Regions from separate parts of the Mus musculus genome. Here region 2 is linked to region 1. The links are chromatin loops, found by intact Hi-C in ENCODE. Cell type or tissue: heart. All regions are shown on one strand.

What was found. Hi-C counts contacts between places; a loop is a spot of excess contacts. Peaks named below come from ENCODE experiments on the same cell type or tissue, not always from the same donor. Only the 100,000 strongest peaks of a DNase experiment are listed, where the experiment ranks them.
Region 2: a loop joins it to region 1, with 6 times the contacts of the local background. A loop is called at or near these places in 19 of 42 quality-filtered maps.

What each region holds. Positions count from the first base shown.
Region 1 is chr11:117,705,412-117,713,411 of GRCm38, forward strand. All of the region lies in intron 3 of Tnrc6c (trinucleotide repeat containing 6C), which reads left to right. Among named protein-coding and RNA genes, the nearest start is that of Tnrc6c, 55 kb to the left of the region's middle. In heart, a CTCF peak has its summit at 4,126 (motif pointing right); DNase peaks (open chromatin) are centred at 4,457 and 5,670; H3K27ac peaks cover 1,188 bases.
Region 2 is chr11:117,782,134-117,790,133 of GRCm38, forward strand. Tmc8 (transmembrane channel-like gene family 8) reads left to right here and starts at 164. Exons shown (of 16, transcript NM_181856.2): 1 at 164-275; 2 at 917-1,137; 3 at 1,262-1,410; 4 at 1,638-1,787; 5 at 1,980-2,062; 6 at 2,672-2,808; 7 at 2,987-3,134; 8 at 4,254-4,424; 9 at 4,596-4,735. The coding sequence starts at 977. Gm11723 (a long non-coding RNA gene) reads right to left here and starts at 4,014. Exons shown (of 3, transcript XR_003949820.1): 1 at 3,977-4,014; 2 at 2,430-3,597; 3 at 522-1,340. It also overlaps a transcript of Tmc6 not described here. In heart, CTCF peaks have their summits at 1,266 and 4,398 (motif pointing left); DNase peaks (open chromatin) are centred at 108, 1,218, 1,768 and 4,388; H3K4me3 peaks cover 1,888 bases; H3K27ac peaks cover 1,913 bases; H3K27me3 peaks cover 1,072 bases.

The sequences.
Region 1 (8,000 bases):
CTGAGCACTAAGCCATTTAAACACCTTCCTGCCAGCCTGTTCATAGATAGAATCAGCCTGGTACATTCTCCTGTACCTGCATTAGTTACTAAAGAAGGGCAAATGAGCACGCAGGCTTCCTGCCCCAGTGAGAGCCTCAGTGTGTCATGGCAGGAGTGATGGGTGGGTCGGCTGCATGCTGCTGTGCACTGTGCTGTGCACTGTGCTGCCCTGTGTGTCACCGATGCTGAATTAGTGACTGAGGTCCAGACAGCAGCAGTCTCTCTATTTAGGGCCCTGCCCTTAATTTGGGTATGATTGGTAATAATAGTTTTTTTTTCCCTTTCTTTCTTTTTTGGTTTTTTGAGACAGGGTTTCTCTGTGTAGCCCCGGCTGTCCTGGAACTCACTCTGTAGACCAGGCTGGCCTCGAATTCAGAAATCCACTTGCCTCTGCCTCCCGAGTGCTGAGATTAAAGGCGTGCGCCATCACACCTGGCTCAATAGTTTCTTGGTTTTTTTTTTAATCTGTGAACTTTGTGAGCCTCAATTTTGTATCATGTTTTCTGAGGCTTTTCAAGGATTGATTTGGGAAGTAGAGGGCAGAATTAACCATATGGTACTCCTCATAAATGATTGATTTTATATTCATGAAATAAAAAGTTTTCCTATAAAAAGCTCAAATTTAGTCAGATCACCTATGAAAGCAAGTGCTTTGATGTTTGCTTGTGGCTCGTCTCGGGAGATTACTAAGTTAGGGTCTCTGGACTGAATGTGGGACTGACTGCTCACTTTGTAATTGCTAGTTCTCAGAAAACCATTGTTAAAGTCAGTGCAAACCATGTGAAACCATATTCTTTCAGTATGAGCACTTCACCCAGTACTACACTCAAACTTTGGCTCTGTGTGTGTGTGTGTGTGTGTGTGTGTTATAAGTGAAATGCAATAAATTGCACATATTAAAAAAAGAACAGTTTGCCATATGTTGGAATGTGTGCTCTTGTGAAACCAATGACACCAAGCAATCCCCAAGATTTTCTTTGTTCCTCTTTACCCCCATTTCTGTTATCTCCTCCTTGGCTATCTGCCCTGAGCAAACACTGGCCCACTTTTGCCTAAAATTGACTCTATTACATAATGTATAATGAATGGACTCATATGCCATTGTCTTGCTCAGCAGAATATGTGGGGATTCATCCACTTGTGTGCCACTGGTCCCTCCCTTTTTCTTGCTGGGTACCGTTCGATTGTGCATGTATACCATCAGCTTGCCCATCCATTCACCCACTCCTGGGCATTTGATTTTTTTTTTCTTTTCTTTTGGACATTTGTGTCAAGGTCTTAGAATGGTATATACCTGGATTTTTTTTTCTTGAGTAAATACATGGAAAAGAATAGCTGTAATCATTTTCTCAAGAGGCTGCAAACTCTTGAGGAGTTTCCAAAGTGATTGTACAGTTCCGCCTTCCACCAGCATGTGTTTTGGGCCTTGTTATGATTCCTAATACTTAATGGTGTTTGTCTTCGTCAGGGTTCCATTTCCCTTGATGAAACACTATGACCAAAAAGTAAGATGGAGAGGAAAGGTTACTCGGCTTACACTTTCGTCATTGAAGGAAGTCAGGACAGGAACTCACACAGGGCAGGAACCTGGACACAGGAGCTGATGCGGAGGCCATGGAGGGAGTTGCTTACTGACTTGTTCCCCATGGCTTGCTCAGACTGCTTTCTTAAAGAACCCTGAATCACCAGCCCAGAAATGGAACCACCCACAAAGGCCTGAGCCCTCTCTCTTCAGTCAATAATTAAGAGCACGCCCTACAGCCCTAAAGCCTGGGCGCTTTTTCTTTACTGAGACTACCTTCTCTCAGATGACTTTGTTCTGTATCAAGTTGGCATAAAACCATCCAGCACAGTGTGAACATTATTTTCACGTCCTTATTTGCCATCTATGTAACTTGTCTGAGGCATGTCTGCTTCCTATCAGCTGCCTGTCTTCACATTGCTTACTTGTGAGTCTCAGCTGTCCTCTTGAGCTGCACAGAAAGGCTCAGCACTCTCTCCTGTTAGCCTGATGTCCTCTTTCTTAACATGCATGACTTGATAACCTTGAAGATGATGACATTCCTGCATAGTGAAAGCTTGCATTACTCACACTCTGCTACTGAAATATACTAGTCAGCTCATTCGCTCCTTAACAGGTTAGTAAAGACCTACTGGGTGCTCTGGGTGAGTTCTGTTCTCACAGATACTGCAGTAGCGAGTTGGATACATAAGCAAGTGAGTGCAATACAATTTCTGATGTTGTGATCTCCTTATGTCACACTTTCTACCTGAAAAGATTTACAGTTAGTTATCTTTTCATGAACTGTTTCTGTCCTTTTAAGGACTGGAAGATTATTTGCTTTTAAAAATAAATGAGAGTAGGGCATGGTGGCATACACATTCAATCCCAGCTTGGGAGGTAGAGGTAGCTAGATCCCTGGAGCTAGGGCCAAGCCTGGTCTACATAATGAGCTTTAGGTCAGCCAAAACTACATAGAGAGACCCAGTCTCAGGGAGGAGAGATAGAAAAACCCTTTGTCCTTGTCTCATGGAGGATGGATGTAGATCACAACTATCCACTCCACACATCTTTAATAACTGCAGTGACTGCTGGGCAAAGAGTGACTTGGTTGGATGAGGGAAGAAGTTACGGAAGGGATCTGAGGGTAGTGCTGGACTGAGATCTGAAAGGTGACTAGAATTTCATAAGCCTGGATAAGAGACAGGAGAGAAGTTAGACCCCCACAGAGAGAACAAGCTTTGCTGGGCTTAAGGGTGGGTGGTAGGACATTTTCCAGAACAAAACAGAAGATTAGTGTAGCACCTGACGAGTGGCAGAGGAGAGTGTGTGGTCAGGGCTACAGGGAGTGGCCCCCTTCCTTCTCCCCAGCTTCTCTCACTGGTTCAGTGATTTGACATGGGCTCTCTCTTCTGGCAGTTTGAACATTCTACATTTGCTGGGAAGTAGACCAAAATTTTAGCTCTTTTTCACAATTTACTAATTTATTAAAAATATTGCATGCAGCCCTGTGGAAGTTGTATTCAGCACATTTGTATCCTAGAACACCTGAGATCCAAGTCTACTCAAGGCTCTTTCTGAGGTGGAGGAAGCCCTGTATGTCCCAGAGTGTACGCACTTGAGGGTAACAGACTTGGAACAGGATGAGGGGAGCACTGGCAAGCTTTGTGCATCCTCGGTCGTCTGCCCAGTGTGTTGCTGTGGTAGAAATCGACATGGATGAGTTCAAAAGACCTGTGGTCATTAATGCTGTATGGCTCACTCAGCTTGATACAACACAGCTTTCAACCTTATTATTCTTATTGTTAGTAGCCACTATAAATATAACTGTACAGTTAACATTAATGTTATCTAGGGCACAATATTGAAAGTAGCACTTAATTTAATTTGAATACCTTTCGGAGTAGCTGGCGCGCTGCATGTGGTGCAGAGTATCCTTGCAAACGTCAGTTCTCAGGCCCACTAGATCACACAGATGGCCCCTTGCTGCCATCTCCCTACAGCCAACACCTAGATAAATCAATTGTGCAGTTGTTGAACGAAGGGCACCTTCTTCTTCAGAAGACCATGAGGCAAAGAAAGGCACCAGAGAGGTGGTTTGTATCTTAAGCAGTGATGGCAGTCTGACCATGCACACTACACTGAGAACTCTTTAGCAGCAGAGCATGGGAAGGCACGGGTAGGCAGCAGGTGGCATCCTGTCTCTGATGCCAGCAATGCCAGGAAACCGGAAGCAAGGCTGAAAGTCAGATTCAACACACAGGGGTCCAATAGCACGGCCTGGAGAAGGCCGGGAGCATAAGGAGAGCACGGTCACGGCTGTGGCTGGCTGGCTGAATGGCCCAGGACCTGAGGCACAGTTCTTGTTCCGTGGCTCTTTAGAGATGCTGAGACCGAAAGGTCAGAAATATTTACCAGCTGACATCTGATCTTCTGGAGCCTGGTCTATGGAGGACTTGGCGAGCTGGGCCAGATGGGACCATGCTGCTGAAGTCCTTAACAGAAAACAGAAAACAGAAAATGACTTGTTAGAATAGAGTTTTCAGGGATTGTCTCTTTCTTAAATAATGTATCTATCTTTTGCCAGCAGGTGTCGCCCTCACTTAAGAAAAACATGAAATGCCTATTAGGCAGTGAAACTAAGACTTTTAGCTTGCTGAAAGCTTTTTAAAAAGGTTAACTGTTCCTTTGAAATGTGGCCCTAGATGCATTTGTCTGAAGAAGAGGATGGCAGAGTGGTCTTGATACCCTATGTCTTTGGACAGGAATAGAATCAGAAATTTAGATCTGAAAACAGAAAACCAAAAAATACTGGCTTAATCAGAAGTTTTCTCAGCACACTATATCTCGCAGCTCCCCCTGCTCAGGGTTGTTGGCTGGCTACCTCACTGCTTGCTTGTCCAGCCATCTCCTTTCTCGGAGTCCTAAAGGACCAGCTCAAAGTGTTCGCAGTTCTGGCAGCTGGAAGCAGGCTGTGAAAAGAAACATGTAGACCAAAAACTGAGCGTGTTCATGCTACTCTCCAGGCTTCCCAATCTCTGTTACTGTGATATATAATAAGTTATGTTTCTCCATTTGGGTAGCTGAGAACTGAACCCTGGTCCTCTGGAAGAATAGCCAGTGCTCTTAACCCCTGAGCTACCTATCTATCTAGCCCCAAGAAAACAAAATCTTATTTTTTTTAAGATTTATTTATTTATTATATGTGAGTACACTGTAGCTGTCTTCAGACACTCCAGAAGAGGGCATCAGATCTCATGACAGATGGTTGTGAGCCACTATGTGGTTGCTAGGATTTGAACTCAGGACCTTTGGAATAGCAGTCAGTACTCTTAACCACTGAGCCATCTCTCCAGCCCAAGAAAATAAATTCTTAAATGTAATATATTTCTGAGAAACTTGTTCAAACTTTTCTTGTTGGAGAGCACACTTCCATTTCCTGGAAAAGTCCTGTCCAGCAGAAACATCATGCAATGCAAAGGGCTGAGTGCGTACCTCAGTGATAGAGTGTGTAGGTTTAGCGCGTGTGAGGAGACCCTGGATGTGATCCTCAGGAGGGAGAGAAGACAAGGGGGGGGGGAGAGAGGGGGGGGGGAGAGAGGCAGAGGGAGAGGGAGAGGGAGGAGAGAAGAAATTGCATTTAGCTCACAATGATGACATGTGCCTATAGCTATACAGGTGGTTGAAGCAGAGGATCACTTGAGCCCAGGTGTGTAAAGCCAGCCTGAGCTCCATGTTTTGTTTTGTTTGAGACGTGGTCTCGTGTAGTTTGGGCTAGCCTTAAACTTGCTGTGTAGCTGAGATTACTTTGAACTCCTTATCATGCTGCCTGTACTGTCCAGTGGCTGAGATGGCTGGTCACAAGGGGACTCTCTCTGTCTTAGACTCACAGCACATCTCCGTAGCCTCACATGGTTACAATTTTTATTTTCCCAGTTGTTGATTCAGTTGGGTAAGAAATCATGGGTTGTGCTTCATTGCTGTCTACAGAAAGAAACACTTGGCTCATCCCCAGGGACTTATTGCTCCACTCTTGGATATCTTCATTTGGAAGGGAAATGACTTCCAAGTGGCCCTTCCCAGCTGACAACTGAAGATAAAGCCTGGACTCAGGGCAGCACTGGGCAGCACTGGGGTTTATTTGTTTCCAAGACAAGGCTATATGGGTGCCACTCTTGAATAGCCCAGAGCATGACTGAGAACAAAAATTTGGAGCCCGTTGGTGTGAAGGACCCAGAGAGTAAGGGGTAGGCAGCTGCTCCTGACCATCCTGCTGAGTGTGGCTCTCTTGTACTTGGAGCTCTCTGCTGGGATGGAGAGGAGGGGCTGATGCTCTCTGAGCACGTGCCTTCCTCTGTTAAAAATATCACCTCCCCTTTTCATTCTGTGACGATGAACAAGATCTTCACAGCAAAGAACGTGGTTGGGGATGGGATTCATATTTGTTCAAAATCATCTGCATTCTTTGAGGGAGTATGTGCAGAAGACCTGAGGATACAGGGCTGCTGTCTTTTCCTAGGGGACTTGTGTGTCCAGTAGTCTAAGAATACAAATAGTTTCTGTTCTGTGCCAGTAAACAGCAAACTTCTCCTGTAAAGGACTGGATGGTGACTGTTACAGAGTTAGGAGCCCATAACTGGTCTCTGCCATTTGTTTTCTCCCTCCCATCCTTTAAAATTGTGAGAAGCAATTTTCTGAGTTTCTGCCAGTCTTTACTCTCTCCTGGAGCAGTTATCGAGGAAAAAGGGAGGTTTCAGGGATATCACACACGCCTAATATGCCAGACAAGCAACATGGGACAAGGAACTGAATATTCTGTATTCATATGTCTTAGACTTTGGGGACTTAGATGGCAAGGAAAGCAGCGGACTCACAGCATCAGCTTACTTAATAGGAATTACTTTTTCTATACCAGGCTTAGCAACAACAACAACAAATAGCCCTGAACTTGTCCTTTTGTCTAGTTAGTTAGTTAGTTAGTTAGTTGATAGTACATAGGACAGGAGGGTGTACATTCCACAGCCACACGTGGAGGTCAGAAAACAGTGGTGTGGGATCAATTCTCTCCTGCCACCTTTACATTGGATGCCAGAAATTGAACTCAAGTCTCCAGGATTATAAGGCAAATACCTGTATGTGATGAGCTGTCTTCCTGTCTCTTTCAATCTTTTGTAAAAAATACTGGTGGTGTAGTAGGATAGACCTGGACTGGCTTCTCGTGCTGATCTGTGACTGTGTTGTCACTGGCTTAGTCATCTTTGTGGCTTGGGCAGTAGGGAGGCAAGAGTGACCCTCAGAGGTAACCACAGGAGAGAGGTCTTTGGCCTGAAGACTAGAAGTAAGAACATGGGGCCATACTGTGGCATTGGATTTAAGAACCAGGAAGTCATTACAGTGTGCCTTTATGGGCACACACAAACAGAAGAGGAAGATAGGGAGGAGTGGGAAATAAGGAGCAGGAAGAGGCAGCTGACACAGTCTGAGACATCTGGCTTTTACAGAGGAGGGAACTTAGAAGGAGCTGGGAGAACGGGCTGGGGACTTATCCAAGGCTGTTGAAGAAGGGAGCATTTCTCCTCCCTCCGTAGCAACATGAGTGACTGAGATTCTTTTCTCTTGAAAGAATGGTATCTGCAGTATTGAAGCAAGAAAAGATGTAAACATCTATAAACAAGTTAATCTAATACCCAACCTTTAGGTCTTCATGGGTGGAAAATCATGGCCCATGAAGACACCATCCATCTTTCTTCTTTCCCTGAGACCTGCCACCTGGTATACATGTGCCACTAGAAAAGAAGAAAGCAAAACACACAAATAAAAACAGTGCCTCTATGCGATGTCAGCATTTGGGAAATGTGTCACACTATGAGAGACTATAGTCTTAATTCTTAGATGAGTGTTAACAGATGTGTAACACAAAGAATAGTGTGTTGAAGCCAGGCAGTGGTGGCGCACGCCTTTAATCCCAGCACTTGGAAGGCAGAGGCAGGCGGATTTCTGAGTTCGAGGCCAGCCTGGTCTATACTATAGAGTGAGTTCCAGGACAGCCAGGGATACACAGAAAAACCCTGTCTCAAAAAACAAAAACAAAAAAAAATAGTGTGTTGATTGCATTTCTGTTGTGGCAGAAACTTGGGAAGGCTTTGCCTAGTTGCTTTTATTTTTTCTTCAGAGTAAAGTCAAATTTATTTTCTGGGAATGAGAGGCTAAGGTAGGGTAGTAACGCAGTAGAGGCTTGGAAGTGAAAGGTGTTTGGATGGGTTGTTGACACCGGAACACATAGGGTTAGCAGGACTTTGCTCTAGAAAGGGCCCCCGGAGAGTCTTAGGCAGAGTCACTGCAGAGAGAGGATTCAGTGGCTTTCTCGATAGGCACGGGTGGTAGACAGAACCTAGTATACAATAGAGCCCATGCTAGAAGACCACATTGGGCTAATAAAGGAAAGGAGAAAGCTTATA
Region 2 (8,000 bases), 77 kb after region 1:
GCCTGGTGCCACCCGCGCCTCTCACCTGTGCCCGTGACCCTCCAGGTCGGGAAGTGCACGCAGAGGCAGAGGAAACTGTGAGGAAGGAAGGCGGGAGTGGGTGGAGGGGAGGAGACGCGGTGGGCCCCCACCCCCGGGGTTCCTGTCACGTGACCCCCACCCCACTCCCTCACCACCCTGCCTGGTGTGTCAAGAGCTGGTCTTAGGAGGGGGCTCTTCGGGGAGCTTGGTCCCTTGCCTCTTTGTGAGCTGCTTGCCTTGTGACAATAAGGACGGTGAGAGGGGGAAGAAGGCCAGGGCTATTGCTTCCTTCCGGATGGTTTGGGGGGGGGGGTGTCTTTTCTTTTCTCATGATTGGGGATGTAGCCACGCCTTCTATTCTGGGTCCCTTGAGAAGACCAGAGCAGACCCAGCCTGGACAAAACACACAGAATGGGGCGGGCAGTGACGGTGCTCGCCTTTAATCCCAGCACTTGGGAGTCAGAGACAAGCAGATTTCTGAGTTCAAGGCCAGCCTGGTCTACAGAGTGAATTCTAGGACAGCCAGGGCTACACAGAGAAACCCTGTCTCAAAAAAACAAAACAAACACACACAGAGAGAACGGAGCCCTAGTACATCCAGAGCTGGGGTGTTGCAGGAAGCTAAATTCTAGGAGCTGTCGGGGGTTCGGGACAGGAGTGACCTCCCAAAAGCCAATCAGCACATGGGAAAAGATTGTGTTTTTCTAAAGCGTAAGGTAAGGTTTAGGACAGACAGCCTTTGCCCGCGGCTTCTCTCTCCTCATATCCTGGAGGCCTTTCACCGTGCTTGGCAGTTGAAGACTAAGGCCTTGGTCAGTGGGTCTGTTTGAGAGGTGGAGTGGGGCAGCCCCGGCTTCGACCACAGCAGGCTTCTTTTCACTGTGGACACTGGCAGGGCCAAGGTGGAGCTCCTGCGAGCAAGGATCTTGCCTGTCTGTCCCGCGCGCCCACTGGGATGTTTCGCCAGTGGTCGGTGCAGTCAGGACCAGCCCCACGAAGGCCTGAATCCCAGGCGGCCTCGGAGGAGCTGTGGGAGCAAGAAGTGGAGCGGCTATGCGCCTCCCGGACGCCTGTGCGGATGCTGCCTTACGCCATGGCAGACAAGCGCTTCATCCGGTGGGTGCCGCTCGGCTACTCTGGACGAGCTGCGCAGGGGTGGGGTGGGGGTGGGGGGCCTCCGGAGGATGCATCTGTCAGATGGATTACTCAAGGGCGCCCCCCTGTCACCACGGTCCTGCAGGGAACTGCGGGAGCCCGAGGGAGTGAAGACCACCTTCTGGCAGCGGTGGCATCGCCCGAGGCGGGTGGCGCGACAACACCTGAGGGAGGCAGAGCAACGGCTGGCCCGCGGCTTCGGTCTCTGGGAGGGAGCTCTCTACGAGATTGGGGGTAGGATCCCATGCCGACCCATATTTCCCACCTTCCTCATCAGCCCCTCCATCCTTGTACACCCCTCGGATTCCTCCTGTGCACACCTAGCTGGGTTACATACAGATCTCTGGAGGGCTGTGGGGGCGCGCGGAGCCCTAATTTTGCCCTGGGCTGGTCCATATTGCCACACATCACACAGCCCTGGGATTCTCAACGTGGCTGACTCTCCCTGTTTTCTCTCGTAGGCCTCTTCGGAACCGGGATCCAGTCCTACTTCACTTTCCTTCGCTTCCTGCTGCTGCTCAACCTGCTGACCATGCTGCTGACTGCCTGCTTTGTGCTGCTGCCCCTGGTCTGGCTCCGCCCCCCTGAGCTAGGCCCTGCCCTGAAACTGAGTGAGTGCTGGCCCTGCCTGGGCAAGCTGCATGGGCTAGCTTTGGACTCTCCTCCATAGGACCTTCTGCCCGGATGCCACCCAGCACAAACTCAGACATCCTCGGTATAGGGTCGAGACAGTGGAGTTGGGAGATAGAGTGTCACATATTTGGGGGACCCTGTCCTGATGCCATTCTCTTCCCACTTAGCAGGACTCCAGTGCTCCAGCAGCCCCCTGCCTCAGAGTGACATTCCAAGGTTTCACAACCCACTTTGGAATATTTTAACGGGCAGAGTAAGTGGGGTATCTTCTGGCAATGTTCTGGGACATCTGGGAGACTCCAGCCTGAAAGGACCCCTGCTCCCTCAAGAGAGATTTTTGGCTTTTAAGGGAGACTTTTCCCTAAGCCAGCCAGGCCAGATATAGGGACATGTCCCCATGACCCACAGAATCCAGCTTGGAGCAAGAGACAAATGGAGGAAGATGTCCAGGCCTGTTAGATAAGCACCTCCCACCAGGTGTGGTGACACACGACTTTAATCCCAGGATTTAGGAAGCAGAGGCAGGCAGGTCTCTGGGTTTAAGTTCAGCCTCATCTAGAGAGAGTTCTAGAACAGCCAAGGCTTCCTAGAGAAACCCTGTCTGGGGGCTGGGGGAGTACCTCCCAATTCCTGGAGGCCGCTGAGCCAGTAGCCTGAGTCCTGGGTCCAAATCCCTGCAGCCTTGGGCAAGTCACCTGGCTTCTTTGAGTGTGTGTAAAACAGGGATGCTCTTAGGCCAGGCAGCAGGAGGATTTCAAGTTCAAGGCTTGCCTGGGATAGGAAAGGAGATCTTGTCCTTCCAGGGCAAGCACTTCAGGGCCCTGCACTCAGCTTCATTCAGATGCCCTCACTGTCTCTCCAGGCCTTCAACAACACCTATCTCTTCTACGGTGCCTACCGAGCGGGGCCAGAGAGCAGCTCTGAATACAGCATCCGCCTGGCCTACCTCCTTAGCCCGATGGTCTGCCTGCTCCTCTGTTTCTGTGGGATACTGCAGAGGTGAGGGACGACCCCACATCCTCCAGGCCTCCATCCTTGGCCATCCTTCCCGGGCCACAGAGATCCTCAGTTGGCAGATAGATCACTGTGCAGTGAGACTCATCCTGGTTCCGCCTCCTGTATGGCGAGGGTGGAGGGACCCCCCCACCACCACAGAAATCCTTCCCCCTTCCACCAGGATGGCAGAAGGCCTACCCCAGCAGACACTCTTGGGTCAGCGCTACAGGACACCCCTCAGCGCCAAAGTGTTCTCATCCTGGGACTTCTGCATCCGGGTGTGGGAAGCCGCCACCATCAAGAAGCACGAAATCAGCAATGAACTGAAGGTGTGTGTGGCCAAGCGCACGAGTGTGGCTGGCGATGAAAGTGAGGGTGAGGGGCTGCGTGGGCGTGCACGCGTGTGCCCCGTGTGAGAACATGCAAATGTTCTAAGAATGTGTGAGCCAGACCTAGTGGCACATGTCTTTAATCATACCACTTGGGAAGCAGAGGCAGGAGGATGGCTGTGATTTCCAATTCAGCCAGGGGCTACACAGTGAGATCCTGCCTTAAAAAATAATAATAATAATGTGAGTGTGTCTAGGTATGATGTACATATCTGATCCCAGCACTGGGATCCAGGGCTGAGGCAGGAAGATCTTCCTGAGTTTGCTACTAACCTGGGCTACAATTGTGGAAGTGCCAGGCCAGCCAAGATTATGAGACAAGGCCCTGTCTCAGCGAGAGGTTGGCAAGATAGTTCTTCAGGTAAAGGGCCTTGCTCTGAGACTGCCGACTTAAAGTTCATCTCTGGATCCCACATGGGAGAAAGAACCAGCTCTTACAAGCTGTACTCTGATCTCCATGTGTGCACCATGACACTCACACACGCATGTGCACACACACACACACACATGCATGTACACACACACACATGCATGTACACACACAGTGTAAAAATAAAATTAAAAACCCAACCACAGGGGCTGGAGAGATGGCTCAGCAGTTAAGAGTACTGACTATGCCGGGCATGGAGGCTGGCACATGCCTTTAATCCCAGCAGGCAGAAGCAGGCAGATTTCTGAGTTCGGGGCCAGCCTGGTTTACAGAGTGAGTTCCAGGACAGCCAGGACTACACAGAGAAACCCTGTCTTGAAAAACAAACAAACAAACAAAAAAGAGTACTGACTGTTCTTCCAGAGGTCCTGAGTTCAATTTCCAGCATCCACATGGTGGCTCACAACCATCTGTGATGGGATCTGTGGAAGAGTATATCACATACATAAAATAAATAAATCTTTAAAATAAAAAAACAAACCGAACAACAAAAGGGGCGGACACACACCCATGTGTGTGTGGCTGGTGAGAGAGTGTATGATCAGGGGTGGCTAGTGATTGGATGAGGGTAAGTGTGGATGTGTGGATGTGGAGTGCTTCAGGGCCCCTCTCTGCTGCTGTCACGTCAGATGGAGCTGGAAGAGGGCCGCCGCGTGGAGCTGGCTCAACAACAGACCAGGGCCCAGAAGGCCTGCCGCCTGCTCACCTACCTTCGCACCAACATCCTCATTGTGCTCCTAGTGGTCGGAGCCATCAGCGCCATCTTCTGGGCCACCAAGTACTCACAGGACAACAAGGAGGTACAGGAGACTTGTAATCCTTTCTTTACCATTTGTTTGCTTTTCTGGTGTGAACGGTGGGAGGAGGTGAGTGCCCCCGCTTGGCAGATGAGAAAATGGAGGCTCAGGTCAAGGCCCTGCTTGGGAGAGCTGCATCTTCGGAACCCTGACCTTCCCTCCTACTCCCCACAGGAGTCCCTTTTTCTGGTGCTCCAGTACTTGCCTCCTGGAGTCATCTCCCTGGTCAACTTCCTGGGCCCCCAATTGTTCACAGTCCTGATCCAGCTGGAGAACTACCCTCCCGGCACTGAAGTCAACCTCACCCTGATCTGGTGAGCATACGGTGTGTGTGTGTGTGTGTGTGTGGCATTGTGGTTCCCGGGCCCTGAACTGGGACTCTCTATTCTTCACTACAGCCAAGGGATGGTGAGCAGTGCTTTTAGAACATTCAACCTTAGGGACCCAAATCTGAGGCTTCCCTGAAGAGAGCCATCAGCCTGCACCAAGCGGAGGGAGGGCCGTTCGGAGGGTTGGGATGCTCTTTGGCTTTGGGGAGTCAAACCAGCTGTGAACACTCACAAAAATCCCGCAGTTTGCTGGGGGGTTATGGAGGGTGTTGCTGTGGTGGCACACACCTTTAATCCCAGCACTTGAGAGGCAGAGGCACACAGACCTCTGTGAGTTCCAGGCCAGCCTGGTCTATAGAGTGAGTTCCAGGACAGCCAGGGCTATACAGAGGAACCCTGTCTCAAAAAAGAAAATGAAAAAAAAAATTAAAAATTCATCAGTTTGAGACACAACTCCTGCAAAGCGTGAGGGCTAAGCACCTGACCTTCAGCCTGGAAATGCTGGACCAGTTTCCTGCCTGTGTACCTCACCAGCTTCAGAAGTTTCTCCTCTCACCTCTCAGGGTCTTGCCTTCTCTCCTCCTCTGCATCCCTCATGGTCAATTCTGATTTGCTTTGAAACACACACAAGAAACAACTCGTGCCAGGCATGGTGGCGTAACTCTAGCACTTGAGATGCAGAGGCAGGGAGTCACAAGTTCAAAGCTAGCCTGGGCTACACAGCAAGATGCTGTCAAAACCATCAAAGTTAACATCTATCAAGAGGGCTTGGAGGGTATAAGCCCACGCCATGCAAGCTTGACAGCCTGAGCTTGGATCCCTGGAACACATGTACAAAGCCAGATGTGGTTAAAAAGCCAGATGTGGTAGCACACATCTGTAACCCCAGCACTCCTGTGTTGAGAAGGGAAACAGACAGGGACTCACCTGGGAGCACCCAGGCCAGCAACCCTGGAGCACACAGAACATCCTTAGAAAAGTGAGCTCTTGGGCCAGGTGGTGGTGGCACACGCCTTTAATCCCAGCACTTGGGAGGCAGAAGCAGGCAGATTTCTGAGTTTGAGGCCCGCCTGGTCTATAAAGTGAGTTCTAGGACAGCCAGGGCTATACAGAGAAACCCTGTCTTGGGAAAAGAAAAAAAAAAAAAAAGAAAGAAAGAAAAGAAAAGAAAAGTGAGCTCTTGCATCGACAGTTTGTTTGCTGTTTGTTTTTGAGACAGAGTCTCACTCCATAGGCTGGCCTTGAACTCACAGAGACCTGCCTGCCTCTGCCTCCCAGTGCTGGGAATGAAGATGTGTACCACTTGTCCCAGGCTTGCCTTTGTTTTTTGTTTTGGTTTTGTTTTAAGATTTATTTTGTTTATATGATTACACTGTAGCTGTCTTCTGACACACCAGAAGAGGTCATCAGATCCCATTACAGCCACCATCATATGGTTGCTGGGAATTGAACTCAGGACCTTTGGAAGAGCAGTCAGTGCCTTTAACTGAGCTGTCTCTCCTGCTTCCCTAAATGACAGTTCAAACAGCTGTAAGCCATCAAGTACTTGCTGGGATTTGAACCAGGATACTTTGAAACAGCAGTCGGTGCTCTTAACTGCTGAGCCACCTCTCCTGCACGCTGGTTTGGGTTTTTTTGTTTGTCTTTTAAGGTGCTCCAAAGGGCAGCCATCCCTGCCTCTCAGCCCCTGCTGAACTGGAGACCAAGCCTCGGTTACCAGCCCTTCTAGTCACACAAACACTGTACTGTCTAGGTTACAGGTATGCCACAGATTCAGGCCATCAGACTATGACACATTCAGAAACTACGTGTGGCATGTGTTTCTTTTCTTTTTCTTTTTTTTTTTTTTTTTTTTTTTTTTTTTGGTTTTTCGAGACAGGGTTTCTCTGTATAACCCTGGCTGTCCTGGAACTCACTTTAAAGACCAGGCTGGCTTCGAACTCAGAAATCCACCTGCCTCTGCCTCCCAAGTGCTGGGATTAAAGGCGTGCGCCACCACGCACGGCTAATGACGTGTGTTTCTGAAGCACACAGTGCTGAGCAGTGAACCTGGGAGTTAACTACTGGGGCTGGGCTGTAGCTCAGCCATACAGTGTGTCTTTAGCATGAAAGAAGACTGAGCTCAGATGCTAGCAGCCATGTAACTGGTATGGTGGTGTGTGCTTGTAACAATCCACTCCCACAGCAGTGTTGGGGGCAGGGAGACGGGTGTATCCCAAGAGTTCCTTGTTCTGTGTAACTTTAAATGCTGAGATTTGGGCTTAGTGAGAAACCCTGTCTCAAAATAAAAGTGGACAGTTGAAATGTGGCTTAGCAGTTATAAGCAGGCATAGCTCCTTCCAGAGGACCCAAATTACATTCCCAGCATCCACATCAGGCCGCTCCTCCAGGGAGGTTCGAGCCCTCTGGCCTTCACTGACAACCACATTTACAGGCACATACCCACACAGACATGTAATTCATAATTTTAAATATAAAAATAGCATTCAGGAGTCAAAGACAGGCAGGCAGAGTTTGAGGCCAACTTGGTTCACAGAAGGAATCCTGGGCCAGCCTGAGCTACATAGTGAGACATTGTCCCAAATAAATAACCAAAAATAATTTTTAAAAATGTAAGTAGAGCTGGGCGTAGTGGCTCACACCTTTAATCCCAGCACTCGGGAGGTAGAGGCAGGTGGATTTCTGAGTTTGAAGCCAGCCTGGTCTATAAAGTGAGTTCCAGGACAGCCAGGGCTATACAGAGAAACCCTGTACAAAACAAGCAAACAAACAAAAATGTAAATAGAGAGCAATAGAGACCTAAAGTCAACCTCTAGTCTCATATGTATGTCCAGGTGAGTGTACCCAACACACGTGCTTATGCCCCATACATGCATGCCCCCCCCACACACACACACACGGAAGGTGACCAGTGTAAGTTTGAGGTTAGCTTGGCTTACATAGTAAGTTCCTGGCCAGCCAGGGCTACATAGTAAATAAAAAGGGAGGAAGAAGGTGTTGTCTGAACTGAGGCTCTGAGGACTCAGGAAGGTGCGGAGTTTCTCTTGTGCGACGCGTTGGAATAAATCGTAAAGCTGGCAGCAAGGAGTATAGCTGGGTGGTGCAGTATTTCCCAAACTGGTTTAGAAACAGGACCCATTCCCTGAGACTCTGTAGAGTCAGGTTTGAGGAACGTGTTTTGAGAAACACTGGCGGGAGATAAAGCAAGCTGGACAGAGACTGAACTTTGAAATAGGGGCAGTGCCCAGGA